Linked DNA regions of Homo sapiens: region 1 is linked to region 2. Evidence: chromatin loops called from intact Hi-C (ENCODE). Cell type or tissue: dorsolateral prefrontal cortex. All regions are shown on one strand. Links, peaks and the distances in the headings refer to the core of each region. The heading gives the core; the rest is flanking DNA.

Evidence for each region. A loop is a pair of places that touch in the nucleus more often than their neighbours do. Peaks named below come from ENCODE experiments on the same cell type or tissue, not always from the same donor. Only the 100,000 strongest peaks of a DNase experiment are listed, where the experiment ranks them.
Region 1: it touches region 2 in a loop (4-fold over the local background); 18 of 110 quality-filtered maps call a loop at or near these places.

The regions. Positions count from the first base shown.
Region 1 is chr14:65,153,486-65,160,438 of GRCh38, reverse strand. It overlaps LOC124903329 (a long non-coding RNA gene), which reads left to right and starts at 1,882. Exons shown (of 2, transcript XR_007064206.1): 1 at 1,882-1,964. In dorsolateral prefrontal cortex, for the core only: no CTCF peak of the experiment used is centred there; no DNase peak of the experiment used is centred there; H3K27ac peaks cover 469 bases.
Region 2 is chr14:64,990,515-64,997,227 of GRCh38, reverse strand. The region is part of intron 3 of CHURC1-FNTB (CHURC1-FNTB readthrough); the gene reads right to left. All of the region lies in intron 1 of FNTB (farnesyltransferase, CAAX box, subunit beta), which reads right to left. Among named protein-coding and RNA genes, the nearest start is that of FNTB, 7.0 kb to the right of the region's middle. RefSeq lists an enhancer at 6,581-6,700. In dorsolateral prefrontal cortex, for the core only: no CTCF peak of the experiment used is centred there; no DNase peak of the experiment used is centred there; H3K27ac peaks cover 435 bases.

The DNA.
Region 1 (6,953 bases), core at 604-5,603, 160 kb before region 2:
AATTAAGTAAATAAATAAATAAACATCACCCAGAGTTAACAATCCACATTTGGTGTGTTTGCCTGGGGTATTTTTCTGTGTATATAAACATACCTTTGTTAAAAGAAAGGATGATCATACTTATGACTCAAGGGCAGTGGTTTCTCTTTTCACCAAGGGACCCCGAGTCCCTCCAGACAACCTGCAGATCCTACAGCGTTTCTCTCATCCCTGCAATGGAAAGAGAGTCTCACATTCAAAAACAGTTGAAAATAAGCCTAAGAGTAGCCTCCTGGGTTTCCAAATAAGGAGACCTTGGAAATAGAACCTGTTCTACCTGATAGAGGCCTTCAAACTTTCTGCTCTGCAAGCCATTTTGGAAAGACAATTTTCCCTTACGGATCACCTTGTCTATGTAAAACGATTTTTTAAAATTAAAATTGAGAAGATTTCCACTTAGTAAAACATATATTGCTACAACCATTATTGTTAAAATGCATATTTGTAGGCCCTTTTAAATGTGAAACTGAATTTGCTGTAGGAAATACTTTTGAAAACCTCACATTTTTCTGTGGCAGGTCCATGAATCACCAAAGGTACCCATGTAGAACGTAAATGCAAATATGTTCCTCTGGGTTCTTTCAGTATCTGACAAAATGTCATCTTTTCATCAATGTTACCAAGTTATCCTTTGCTTCTGCCCTGAAACAGGTGTTTTCTGGCTGTCAGAAATTGTCTGGGTCTCTTCTCCTCTATAACATCTGGCCCCTCCTGCCAGATTCTGCCTCAACCTTGATTTCTCCAATAACCCAGCTTAACCCAGATTAGGGGTAAAACTCCAGGGCTCTGGACCCTTGGGAGGGGGCACCCAATGCTCACATGGCTTAGAGTGCATTGTTAGGAGAATGTGTCCTAACAGTGATGTCACTTGAGTGGCACTCAACACTTAGTTCTCAAGCGAAGCTGCAGTGGCAGGATGGCCCAGCTGGGCTCAGCAAGGGTGGTTCTACCTGCTCTCCCATCCCTGTGGCAACTGCCTTGGATCAGTCAGGGATCTCCAGAGAAAGAACACCAATAGAAGATATATAGACATATATAAGAGGAGATTTATGATGGGAATTGACTCATTCAATCATGGAGGCAGAGAAGTCCCATAATCTGCCATCTGCAAGCTGGAGAATCAGGAAAGCTGGTGGTATCATTCAGCCCCACGCCAAAGGCCTGAGAACCAGGAGCTCAGATGTCTGAGGGCAGGAGAAGATGGACGTCCCAGCTCAAGGACAGAGAGTATTTGCCCTTCTTCAGCCTTTTTGTTCAGTTTTGCCCCTCAACAGATTAGATGGTACCAGGGAACATTGGTGAGGGCAGATCTTTACTCAGTCTACTGGTGCTAATGCTAATCTCTTCTGGAAACACCCTTGCAGACACACCCAGAAAGAATGTTTGACCAGCTGTCTGGGCATCTATAGGCCCAGTCAAATTGACACATAAAATTAACCCTTGTGTTTTTTGTTTGCTAGTTTGTTTGTTTTGACAGTGTCTTACTCTGTCACCCAGGCTGGAGTGCAGTGGCATGATCTTGGCTCAGTGCAGCCTCAACCTCCCAGGTCCAAGCAATTCTCCCACATCAGCAGCCTCTGGAGTAGCTGGAATCACAGGCATGTGCCACTATAACTAGCTCATTTTTAAAATTTTTGTAGAAATGGGGTCTCACTCTGATACCCAGGCTGGCCTCAACCCCCTGAGCTCAGTCAGTCCTCCTGCCTCAGACTCCCAAAGTACTGGGATTACAGGTGTTAGCCACCATGCCCAGCCTCATGTGCTTCTTTTCACTTTTCACTCTTGCCACAGCCCAGATGTGTTCTTTCACACTTAACAGCCCAGATGTGTTCTTTCTCTCAGGCTGATGCGTGCTTCTGAACAGCTGACCCTGAGGCCTTCATCCACCTCTTGACCAGGACCCCCTCATCAGGGCTTCCATCCAGGTAAGGGTGTTGGACCATTTCCAGCTCAACCCCTTTCGAAAGCATGGCCTCTTTCTCTGTGGGCTCACCTCCCAGCACCCAAGGAGTCGACACCAGGACTCCAGAACCTACTTCAAAGCAACACAAGACCCCTTCCACTCTCCCAGCCCTACCATCTCACACACACACACACACACACACAGCCTCTCCTTCCATGGGCAGAAGTCAGTGTAGAGGCAGGAGCTCCAAGCCCTGAGACCATCAGGATAATTTCATTATGTCCTTCAGCCGGGCGCGATGGCTCACACCTGTAATCCCAGCACTTTGGGAGGCTGAGGCAAGCAGGTCACCTGAGGTCAGGAGTTTGAGGCCAGCCTGGCCAACACAATGAAACCCTGTCTCTACTAAAAATACAAAAATTACCCAGGTGTGGTGGTACACGCCTGTAGTCCCACGTACTCAGGAGGCTGAGGCACGAGAATCACTTGAACCCAGGAGGAAGAGGTTACAGTGAGCCGAGATCATGCCACTGCACTCCAGCTGGGTGACAGAGTGAGATCCTGTGTCAAAAAAAAAAAAAAAAAAAAAGTCCTTCATCTGTCACCAACAGAAACCTAGGATGCCCAGCTCATCCCTCGCCACTGGTTCCATTCTCCATAAGGCTTAGATGTCACCTATTAATGAGGCATCCCCAGAAAAGCACACCCATCTGTATTTCCTATCCTGTTCCCTGCTTTATTTTTCTCTATAGCAGGTTTCTCGCTTATAGCTTTCTTATTTATTTTGCTTATTTTCCAGCCTCTCCCACTAAAATATAAGTTCCACAAAAACAGATATCTTTGTTTTGTTCCTTGCTGTGTTCCCAGACCCTGGAACACAGTGTGACAGAGAGAGGGAGAAAGAGGCTTAACTTTCCATGAAGAAAAGTTTTAGAGGCCGGGCGCGGTGGCTCACGCCTGTAATCCCAGCACTTTGGGAGGCCGAGGTGGGCGGATCACTTGAGGTCAGGAGTTCGAGACCAGCCTGGCCAACATGGTGAAACTCCGTCTCTACTAAAAATACAAAAATTAGCCGGGTATGGTGGCGGGCTTCTGTAATCCCAGCTGTTCGGGAGGCTGAGACAGGAGAATTGCTTGAACCCGGGCACCAGAGGTTGCAGTGAGCTGAGATTGTGCAATTGCATTCTAGCCTGGGTGACCAGAAACTCCAGCTAAAAAAAAAAAAAAAGGTTTTAGAAAAGCGTTTCTCCTCTCAAGTTCCCTTGAGATGTGACTCAGACAATGTTTCCCTGCCAGCTTTTTAGAGTCCTTCCTCACTCTTAATGCACCAGACTTCCAGCTCCTCTCCCAAACCCTGGGAGTGCCAGAGCCCTCTGGGGTCAGTAGGGCCCCTGTGGGAAGCAGCTGTCACATTCCTCACGGGTTCACGTCTTGCCAGGGCCAGCACAGCAGTTATTGCAAACACTTTTTCAAAGATCTGTCAGGTGAGGAGCCCCCTTGGACCATGGCACAGCCCCTACTGGTTTCCCACCCTGAACCGTCTCCTTCCTGGGTTACAGAGGGCACTTGATGCAGGCCTGCCGAAAGGGAAAGTTGCGGAACTGAGAGAAGCAACTTTCTGATTACAAAACTGAAACGAATCTAAAGCCAAAAAGTTCTGCCTACTTACAGTGGCTGGTCTCCAGGCCACAGCCAATGCTTGCAGCTCAGAGCTGCAACCCAGTCATTGCAGGTGTGGCCACGGCTTTTGCTGGGAGGGGGCCTCAGGCAGCCTCTTCTGCCCCCACTGCCAACAGAGCTGAGAAACGCAGTGGGCATCGCCAGGGCTGCTGCTGGAGCGGGAGGAGGCAGGGCCCTTGCACCACAAGGCCTGGCAGAAGCACCTGGAGGCCAGCGCTTTGCGGGACTCGCCTTAGCCAGCTGAACAGAGCAAGGATTCCGATTCACGTGGGCCTGCACGGGTTTGGGGGAGAGGGGATGAAGAATGGGATTTAAGCAGGAGATAAGCAGAGGGAAGGAAAGGGAAACAGGCAGTGCCTAGCATAGGCCACCAGACAGTTACCACCATGCTAACAGAGTTATCATTAAATGCTTTAAGGGAAAAAAATCATTTTTTCTTTTTTCTTTTTTAACCAACCATACTCTGAACTCTGAGAAGCTAGAAAATCTTTTTCTCAAGTGGCCTAGTGGTTAAGAGTCAGGGAACTATTATACAGTTAGTCACACCTGGACTCAATTTTGTGCTCTGCCTCTTCCCCTCGGAGTCACCTTGAATAAATGTCTTCACTTCCCTAAACCTCCCTTTCCTCATCTATAAAAAGATGACAGTAGTTCCTACCTCTTAGGGTAGTTGTAAGGATTAAGTAAGGTAATGTTTCTAAAGCTCTTAGCACGGTGCCTGGCACACAGTAAATGCTAAGTTCCTCTGATTGCATATGTACTCTCTCAAATGGCAGCATTGTCAACATTCCCATGGTCAGCTACTTCTTCTGTAACTCCATTTATGTTAGATTTGAATCATGCAAAGTTATTTGCACAGCGAAGTAAAAGTTACTGCCATACTGCATGTAATCCAAAGCAAAAGTAAATGCTCCATTTCAACTATAAGCAGCTTTCCGTTCCTAGCACAACTCAAATGGAAAGATGTTGAAGTGACTTTTGCTTGTTTTTTATATTCACCAGAATTTTTCAGTATGATTTATACAGTAGCTTCATGCAGTTTGAGATCTCAGCCTCTCTTTGCTTTGCTGTCACCATTTTCAAATCTTCTAATCACATCCCATTCCCATCTCACTTCCAGTGTCACCACATTTCATTCCTTTGCTGTACTTCTTTTTTTTTTGAGATGGAGTCTCACTCCATTACCCAGGCTGGAGTGCAGTGGCACGATCTTGGCTCACTGCAACCTTCGCCTCCTGGGTTCGAGAAATTCTCCTGCCTCAGCCTCCCGAGTAGCTGGGACTACAGGCACGCACCACCATGCCCAGCTAATTTTTTTTGTATTTTTAGTAGAGACGGGGTTTCACCATGTTGGCCATGATGGTCTCCATCTCTTGACCTCGTGATCTGCCCACCTTGGCCTCCCAAAGTGCTGGGATTACAGGTATGAGCCACCGCGCCTGGCCCTGCTGTACTTTCATCTCTGTAAAATGGTACCATCTCTGTACCATTTTTGTAAAATGTCTTGTGAGTTTATCACTGGAGGACAAGGAGGAAACACAACCAAGTACTTTACTGTCGGTGCCTGAACTGAACAACAGAGGTGCAATAACCAGTCACCAACAGACTTTTTAAGTAAGTGACATGGTTGGTCACTGATTGTGATGTGGGCATGTAATTTACCTAGTAATTTGTGGACTGAAGAGCTAGCAGCAAAGTTTGTACTTTATTCAATTACTCATAGTTCATATACTGTGGTAACTGTAATTGTACCATGTTATTGAAGGACTGGTGTTCTCAACTAAACCGTAGTAACTAAAATTTGTGCATATTGGAACTGTATAAGGCCAGCTCTGTGTGTAATGATGATGGGTGTTGGATGGCTTGCCATATGCCAGGCCTTGCTCTAGGTGTTTTACTCATATAATCCTTCCTACCCTTTGAGGAAGGTAGCATTACTGATCCCCATATTACAGAGGAGGAGACTTAGTCACAAAGAGATAACATGCCCAAAGGCATGTGGCTGGCAAGTGGCCTGTGTTTTTAATTACCATGCCATACTTCCATTATAGAGATGAGGATGCTGTATCAGGATCATGTGGCTCATAAGTGGTAGTGTGTGGGTGCTATCTATCACAGCTGCCTCTACCCCAGCCTACCTGGGAGGATCATCATTTCAACATAAAGTGGCTTTCAGCACTTCCCCAGCTCACAGAAAAAGAAAGATGCAGCCTCAAACACCACCTATGTTTCCCAATTTTATTTGTTAATTTTTTTAATTTTTTTTTTTTTGTAAGAATAGAGGCAGAGTCTCACTATGTTGCCCAGACTGACCTCAAACTCCTGGGCTCAAGTGATCCTCCCACCTCAGCCTCCCAAAGTTCTGGGATCACCCAGCTCACTGCATGAGCCACCATGCCTGGCCTTTATCTGTTCATTTTTGCATATGTAATACATGGGCCAAAATTCAAAAAGAACAAAGACTACACCATCTCTGTCTCAGGATATCCCACCTTCCAGCCTCATTTTCCTCCCCAGAGGCACCCAGTGATACCAGTTTCTTCTCCCTCCACTCTGGAACATCCCATGTCACCCACCCCTCTCAGATATCTATTAAAAGTTTGATCAGGGGTGCGGTGGCTCACGCCTGTAATCCCAGCACTTTGGGAGCCCAAGGTGGGAGGATCACTTGAGATCAGGAGTTTGAGACCAGCCTGGCCAACATGTAGAAACCCGGTCTCTACTAAAAATACAAAAATTAGCCAGGCATGGTGGTGGGCGCCTGTGATCCCAGCTACTCAGGAGGCTGAGGCAGGAGAATCACGTGAACCAGAGAGGCAGAGGTTGCCGTGAGCTGAGATCACGCCACTGTACTCCAGCCTGGGCGACAGAGTGAGACTGTCTTAAAAAAAAAAAATAGAAAAAGAAAAAGAAAAAGAAAAACTTATGCCCAGAATCCTGGGTTATAGCAAATTTATTTATTTATTTATAGACGGAGTCTCTCTCTGTCGCCCAGGCTGGAGTGCAGTGGCGCCATCTCAGCTCACTGCAAGCTCCTCCTCCCGGGTTCACGCCATTCTCCTGCCTCAGCCTCCCTACCTACAGGTGCCCGCCACCACGCCCGGCTAATTTTTTGTATTTTTAGTAGAGACGGGGTTTCACCGTGTTAGCCAGGATGGTCTCAAACTCCTGACCTTGTGCTCCGCCCGCCTTGGCCTCCCAAAGTGCTGGGATTACAGGCCTGAGCCACTGTGCCCGGCCAACAATTTTAAATGTAAGAAAAAGTCACTAAGAAAAAGTTACTGAAGAATCAAAATCTTTTAAAAGTTATCTTTGGGTTATTTGTTTTGTT
Region 2 (6,713 bases), core at 1,668-6,667:
ATCTACAGGAGTAATTGAGAAAGCTCTAAATCTTGTGACCTCCGGAATAATCGCTGGTTATCCTTTACACCTACATCTTAGCAGAATTCAGGACCCTCTCACAATTCTAAAGGGAGATTGTCTTTCCAAAATTACGACCATCAGAGAAATCTGACAAGACTCCAACTGATCAAGCAAGACTCTGTTTCTATTTTTTTTTTTACTGTGAAATGAAAAAAGGCAAAATGACAGTGTGACAATTTATGTGAATTTTTAAAAACACAAATCCAGTTGTTTATGAATGCATAAAAGGATTAAAAGTGAAGTGGAAGGATGCACACACAACTTATGATAAGGGCTGCTTCTGGGAAGGGTGGCAGGCACACTGAACTGGGGATAGGGTTAAAGGAGGCTTTGGCTATATTTCTAATTGCTTTTCCTTTAAACAAATAACCAGAAGCAAAAAAAAAAAAAAAAAAAAAGATGTTAGCAAATGTTAATTCTCAGTTATAGAAAAATGGCTCTTAATTACATTATTATACTTTTGTTAACCATAAATTTCTTAGAAAAATAAAGGAAAAGGATTTCAAAGTGCTTAGTTTTGTGATACCTCATCCCCTACACCTACTTAGATAGGCAGGCCACAACATACGCAGAAGCTGTGTTCTCAAAGTTCATTGGTTTTTAGACCTTATTTGTTTTCCCATCAACACAATGTTATACCTAACTGTTAGGTTCCAAGGCCAGCTCTCCCATTATTTAATGTATAACCTAACAAATGTTAAGCCTAACAGTACCTCTCTCACCTTCTCTAATCATGAGGCAACTGATCACTCACGATATGGCAAAAAGGGAACCCAAGAGTTGAGTTTACCCCTGCTCCTGACAGGGCACAGGCTAGATGTTTCTTTTCTTTTCTTTCTTACTTTCTCTCCCCTCTCTGTCTTTCTTTCTTTCTTATAATAGAGATGGGCCTCACCATGTTGCACAGGCTGGTCTCAAATTCCTGGCTTCAAGCAGTCCTCCTGCCTCAGCCTCCCAAAGTGCTGGGATCACGGGCATGAGCCACGGTGCCCAGCCCAGGCTTGGTTGTTTCTTTTCTTTTTTCTTTTTTTTTTTTTTTTTGAGACAGAGTTTTGCTCTTGTCATGCAGGCTGGAGTGCAATAGCATGATCTCAGCTCACTGCAACCTCCACCTCTCAGGTTCAAGCGATTCTCCTGCCTCAGCCTCCTGAGTAGCTGGGACTACAGGTGCCTGCCACCAGGCCTGGCTAATTTTTGTATTTTTAGTAGAGATAGGGTTTGACCAAGTTGGCCAGGCTGGTCTCAACCTCAGGAGATTCGCGTGCCTCAGCCTCCCAAAGTGCAGAGATTACAGATATGAGCCATTGCACCCAGCCCCAGGCTAGGTGTTTCTGTGTACAGAATGTTTTCAAGTTTGCTGGTCAGGCTTTATACATACATACATACATACATACGTACATATACATACATACACTTATATGCACACATGTATATATATAAAATATATACATATATAATATACACATATATCTTTAAAATATATAATATAAACTAAGTATGTATCAACTTATAAACTATACACACATATATGATATAAACTAATATAGTAATGTGCCACATAAGGATGTTTTGGTCAAGAACGTACCCCATATTCCACGGCAGTCCCGTTAAGACTATGATGGAGCTGAAAAATCCCTACAGCCTAGTAACACAGCTTTCATGATGTTGTAGCACAAAGCATTACTCACATGCCTGTGGTGATGCTGGTGTAAATAAACCTACTGCACTGTCAGTGTTATAAAAGTATAACACATACAATTATGTACAGTACATAACACTTGATAATGATAATAAACAACTACATTACTAATTCACATGTTTACTATACTATATATTATTATTTTAGAGTGTAACTCTACTTATTTAAAAAATTAACTATAAAACAGCTTGAGGCAGGTCCTTCAGGAGGAATTCCTGAAGAACGCACTGTTATCCTAGGAGATGACAGCTCCATGCCTATCACTGTCCCCGAAGGCCTTCCAGTGGGATGAAATGTGGAGATGGAAGGCAGTGACACTGATGATCCTGACCCTGTCTAGGTCCAGGCTAATGTGTGCGTTTGTGTCTTGGTTTTTAACAAAGAAGTTTAAAAGGTAAAAAGAAAGTTAAAAAATTTAAAGTAGAAAACAGCTTACAGAATAAAAATATACAGAAAATATTTTTGTACAGCAGTACAATGTGCTTGTGTTTTAAACTGTTATTACAAAAGGGTCAAAAAGCTGTAAAAAAATTTTTTAAGTTCATGAAGTAAATAATTTACAGTAAGCTAGGTTTAATTTATTATTGAAAGAAAAAAGCGTATGAATAAATTTAGTGTAGCTTAAGCATACCGTGTTTATTTTTATTTTTCATAATGTCTGCTCAGTAACAAGTGTACAGTGTTTATAAAGTCTACAGTAGTGTACACTCATATCCTAGGGCTTCACATTCATTCACCACTCATTCACTCACTCACCCAGAGCAACTTCCAGGCCCACAAGCTCCATTCATGCTAAGTTCCCTAGATAGGTCTATCATTTTTTATCTTTTATAACATATTTTTACTTTACCTTTTCTATATTTACATATGTTTAGATACAAAAATATTTACCATTGTGTTCCAATTGCCTGCAGTATTTAGTACAGTAACATACTGTGTAGGTTTGTAGCCTGTAGCCTAGGAGCAACAAGCTATACCATATAGCCTAGGTGTGTAGTAGGCTATGCCATCTACATTTGTGTTAAGTACACTCTATGATGTTCACATGACAAGGAAATTTCCTACTGACAATGTATTTCTACTGTTAAGTGATACATAACTATATGTATATTAGTTTGTATTGTTCAGTAATGGAGAGATTGTGTTAGACTCTAGGGGCCAGGGATCAAGTAACTGTACTAGGGTCCCCAACACTTAGGTGCCATGGCAATAAATAAATGAAGAGCTAACCAAATGCCTGCATTCTGGACAGCTCTGTTTAAAAGGTATTTCATGGAGTTTTTCATTTAATCAATAGAAATCCAATCACTAGGCCAGGCATGGTACCTCACGCCTGTAATCCCAGCACTTTGGGAGGTGGAAGCGGGTGGATCATTTGAGGTCAGGAGTTTGAGACCAGCCTGGTCAACATGGTAAAACCCCACCTCTACTAAAATACAAAAATTAGCCGGGTGTGGTAGCACATGCCTGTAATCCCAGGTACTTGGGAGCCTGAGGCAGGAGAATCGCTTGAACCCAGGAGGCGGAGGTTACGGTGAGTGGAGATCGCACCACTGCACTCCAGCCTGGGCGACAAGAGCGAAACTCTGTCTCAAAAAAAATAAAAATAAAAAAAGAAAAAAAAAAAGAAATCCAATCAATAAAAGCAGAGAATAGTTTCCATTCAGTAAGTGGTAAACAACAACTAATGCATTTGGCACTTTCTCTTTCACAGCTTCTATCTAAAGCCAATCTCATGAGGCACCAACTTTCATACCAGGCACTATCACTTCTCTGCTTCCTATATCTCCCTCCTCTCCCAGAGACAGAATGTTTCAGAAAGTAGATTTGCTGCCTAAGATTCATGTCATTGAAGCTGCAGTAGAAGAGTCATTTAATATATGAAATATAAGGCAAGACTTTTCAAAAAAAATTCTCTCTCAGAAAATACAAGTCACTTTATATTCAAATACTTACAAAGTACCTCTTGCTGTAGGAAGTTTTGCAATTTCCTTATTTTGAATACAAAGTACCAGCTGGGGATGACACAATACCCTAAAACAACCTCAGTTAAGGCTGCTTTGGCTAATGGTAATCAGTGAAACAAGATAAATTAAACACAAATTTAGTAATTATCCCTGGAGATATAAACTCACACTTCCATGTGTAAACTGCCATTGTAAGGCCAGCTTTTTATTTTGTTTATTCATTTTTTACTTTTTTTAGAGATGGAGTCTCACCCTGTTGCCCAGGCTGTCTCGAATTTGTGGGCTCAAGCTATCCACCCACTTGGCCTTCCAAAGTGCCAGGATTACAGGCATCAGTCACCATGCCTGGCCAGTAGACCAACGTTTTAAAGATCATTTTAGCTGGGCGCGGTGGCTCATGCCTGTACTTTGGGAGTCCAAGGTGGGCGGATAGCTCGAGTTCGGGACCAGCCTGGGCAACACAGGGAAACCCTGTCTCTACAAAAAAATATAAAAAGTAGCCGAACATGGTAGCGCACGCCAGTAGTTCCAGCTAGTCAAGAGGCTGAGGTGGAAGGATCACTTGAGCCTGGAAAGTTGCTACAGTGAGCCATGATCATGCCACTGCACTCCAGCCTGGGAAACAGAGTGAGACCCTGTCTTTAAAAAAAAATAGAAATCATTTGAAAAAGTAATAAAGTGGTTAAGTTGCAGTGACCACAAATATATACCAACTGGAAACACTGCAAAAAAAAAATTCTAGGCTCACGTCTGTAATCCCAACACTTTGGTAGGCCAAGGCAGGCCTGTGAGGTCAAGGCTACAGTGAGTGGTGATTGCATCACCGCACTCCAGCCTGGGCGACAAAGTGAGACCCTTTCTTAAAAAAAAAGTCTAATGTTATGCAAGTGGATACTTGTAACTTGGAATAAACTGTTCAGTGGTAACACCTTATTCATATTCAAAAACGATGTATCTCAAGAACTGAACATGTGGTCCGGAAATCCACATTGGCTGACTCAAAAAGTGGCTCCAGTGATGATAAAAATAGTGAAGTCAAAGATGCATGTGAAGAGTCTGAAAAGAAACATTTTATAAATAAGAAGAGGAGGAAAACCAGCATTTCTAAATTAGTGTTACTTTATAAAGTAGGTGATTTTAAGTAGGTATATGGACCCAAATTTAAATGTAAATTTTGTAAGCAGGTATTTTTCACTTATATACCTAAAAGTACATGTATTTTCAACTTGACCAAAAACAACCTTTTGGACTTTTTAATGGGGAAATTTTGATATGCAGGATTACTTTACACTTGGGCAATATGGTATATGCTGAATTTCAATAAAATAAAATGGATTCAGAAAGCTAGCCTACTGACCACCTAACCAAGCAGAGCTCCAGTCCCTTCTATCAGAGGCATAAAAAGTTGGGAAGTTTTATCATATTTAGTGATTTGTTCCACCTCCATTTACTAATATTTTGGATCCTATAAGCTGAAATAAGTCAACAGCAGGTCAGGATTCTGTTCCGCTGGTCCCTCCTTAGGATATGTGGTGGCCCACTGCCCGAACCTGAAGCCAGCACATCACCTGCCTCTTAATACCCTGATAGGGGCCCACCCGCCCAGCTCACCTCATTTCCTACCACATCCAACCTGCACCCTCCGTTCCTGGTAAGCCATCTTAACGCCCCCAGTCAAGCCTGAGTCTTCCCTCAAAACAGCTCTCCCTCCTTGAATGGCTGCCCCAAACTCTATTTTTTACAGCCCACCCAGTTCCACGTTCTCCATGAAGTCATCCTGACCACCTCAGCCCACACAGATGGCTTTTCAACTCCCCAAAATCCTCGTGCAAAGCAGTTATAATTTAGCACTCTGTGACTGCCTATAGCATATTCTTCTTATTTTTTTCTTTTTTGAGATGGAGTCTTGCTCTGTCACCCAGGCTTGAGTGCAATGGTGCAATCTCGGCTCACTGCAACCTCCGCCTCCCAGGTTAAAGAGATTCACCTGCCTCAGTGTCCTGAGTAGCTGGTATTACAGGTGCACACCACCACGCCTAGCTAATTTTTGTATTTTTTTAGTAGAGATGAGGTTTCACCATGTTGGCTAGGCTGGTCTCAAACTCCTGACCTCCAGTGATCCGCCAGCCTCAGCCTCCCAAAGTGCTGGGATTACAGGAGTGAGCCACCGCACTCGGCCTTACAGCATATTCTTTTTTATCTCTCTAAGATAAAAGAATTTTGAGGGCAGGGATCAAGACTAATAATTCTCTTATATTCCCCTCAGAGTTCAAGTCACTTCATTGACAATGAACCATGCCAATGGTTCAATGACACCATGCCATTTAAAGTGGAGGACGCGTTTGCCTCTGTTCAAAGACAAACTCAAAGAAAAACAGTAGTATCTTTTGTAAACACCTGTTTTTGGCAAGGCTGCTACCTCTGAGACTATCAGTATTAACCTACTGGCCTGAATCAGAGTGTCTGCAATGGGATGATTCCAGATGGCACAATAAGGAAGGCAGGCACTAACAATACAACCATGTCTTGTTCTCTAGTGTCATGAAAGGCCCTCCCTGCATCTGCATTAACAAAACAGCTTAGCAAGGTAGAGACCTTCATAAAAATATCCAGAGCTGACCATTTCTCATTACCTCCACTACCGTCACTGTGAGCTAAGCCACCGTCACCTCTCTCCCAGGATACTGCAATAGCCTCCTAACTGGTTTCCCTGTATCCACCCTCACTCCCCACCATCTACTCTTGACAGTAACCTAAATGAGCCTGTTAAAATGCTAGTCAGACTGTGTCACTCCCCTGCTCAAAACTCTCTGATCATGGATCAGTCTAAGTCCTGGCAGGAAACAGATGGCACAAAGTGGGTGATTTGAGGAGAGTTTATAAAGGAACTATTTACAAAGATGTGGGCAGGTGTAGGGAAACCACAAGAGAAAATGCAGTATCTGGAGCTGGTAAATCAGGGGTACCTGAACTCCTCATAGACC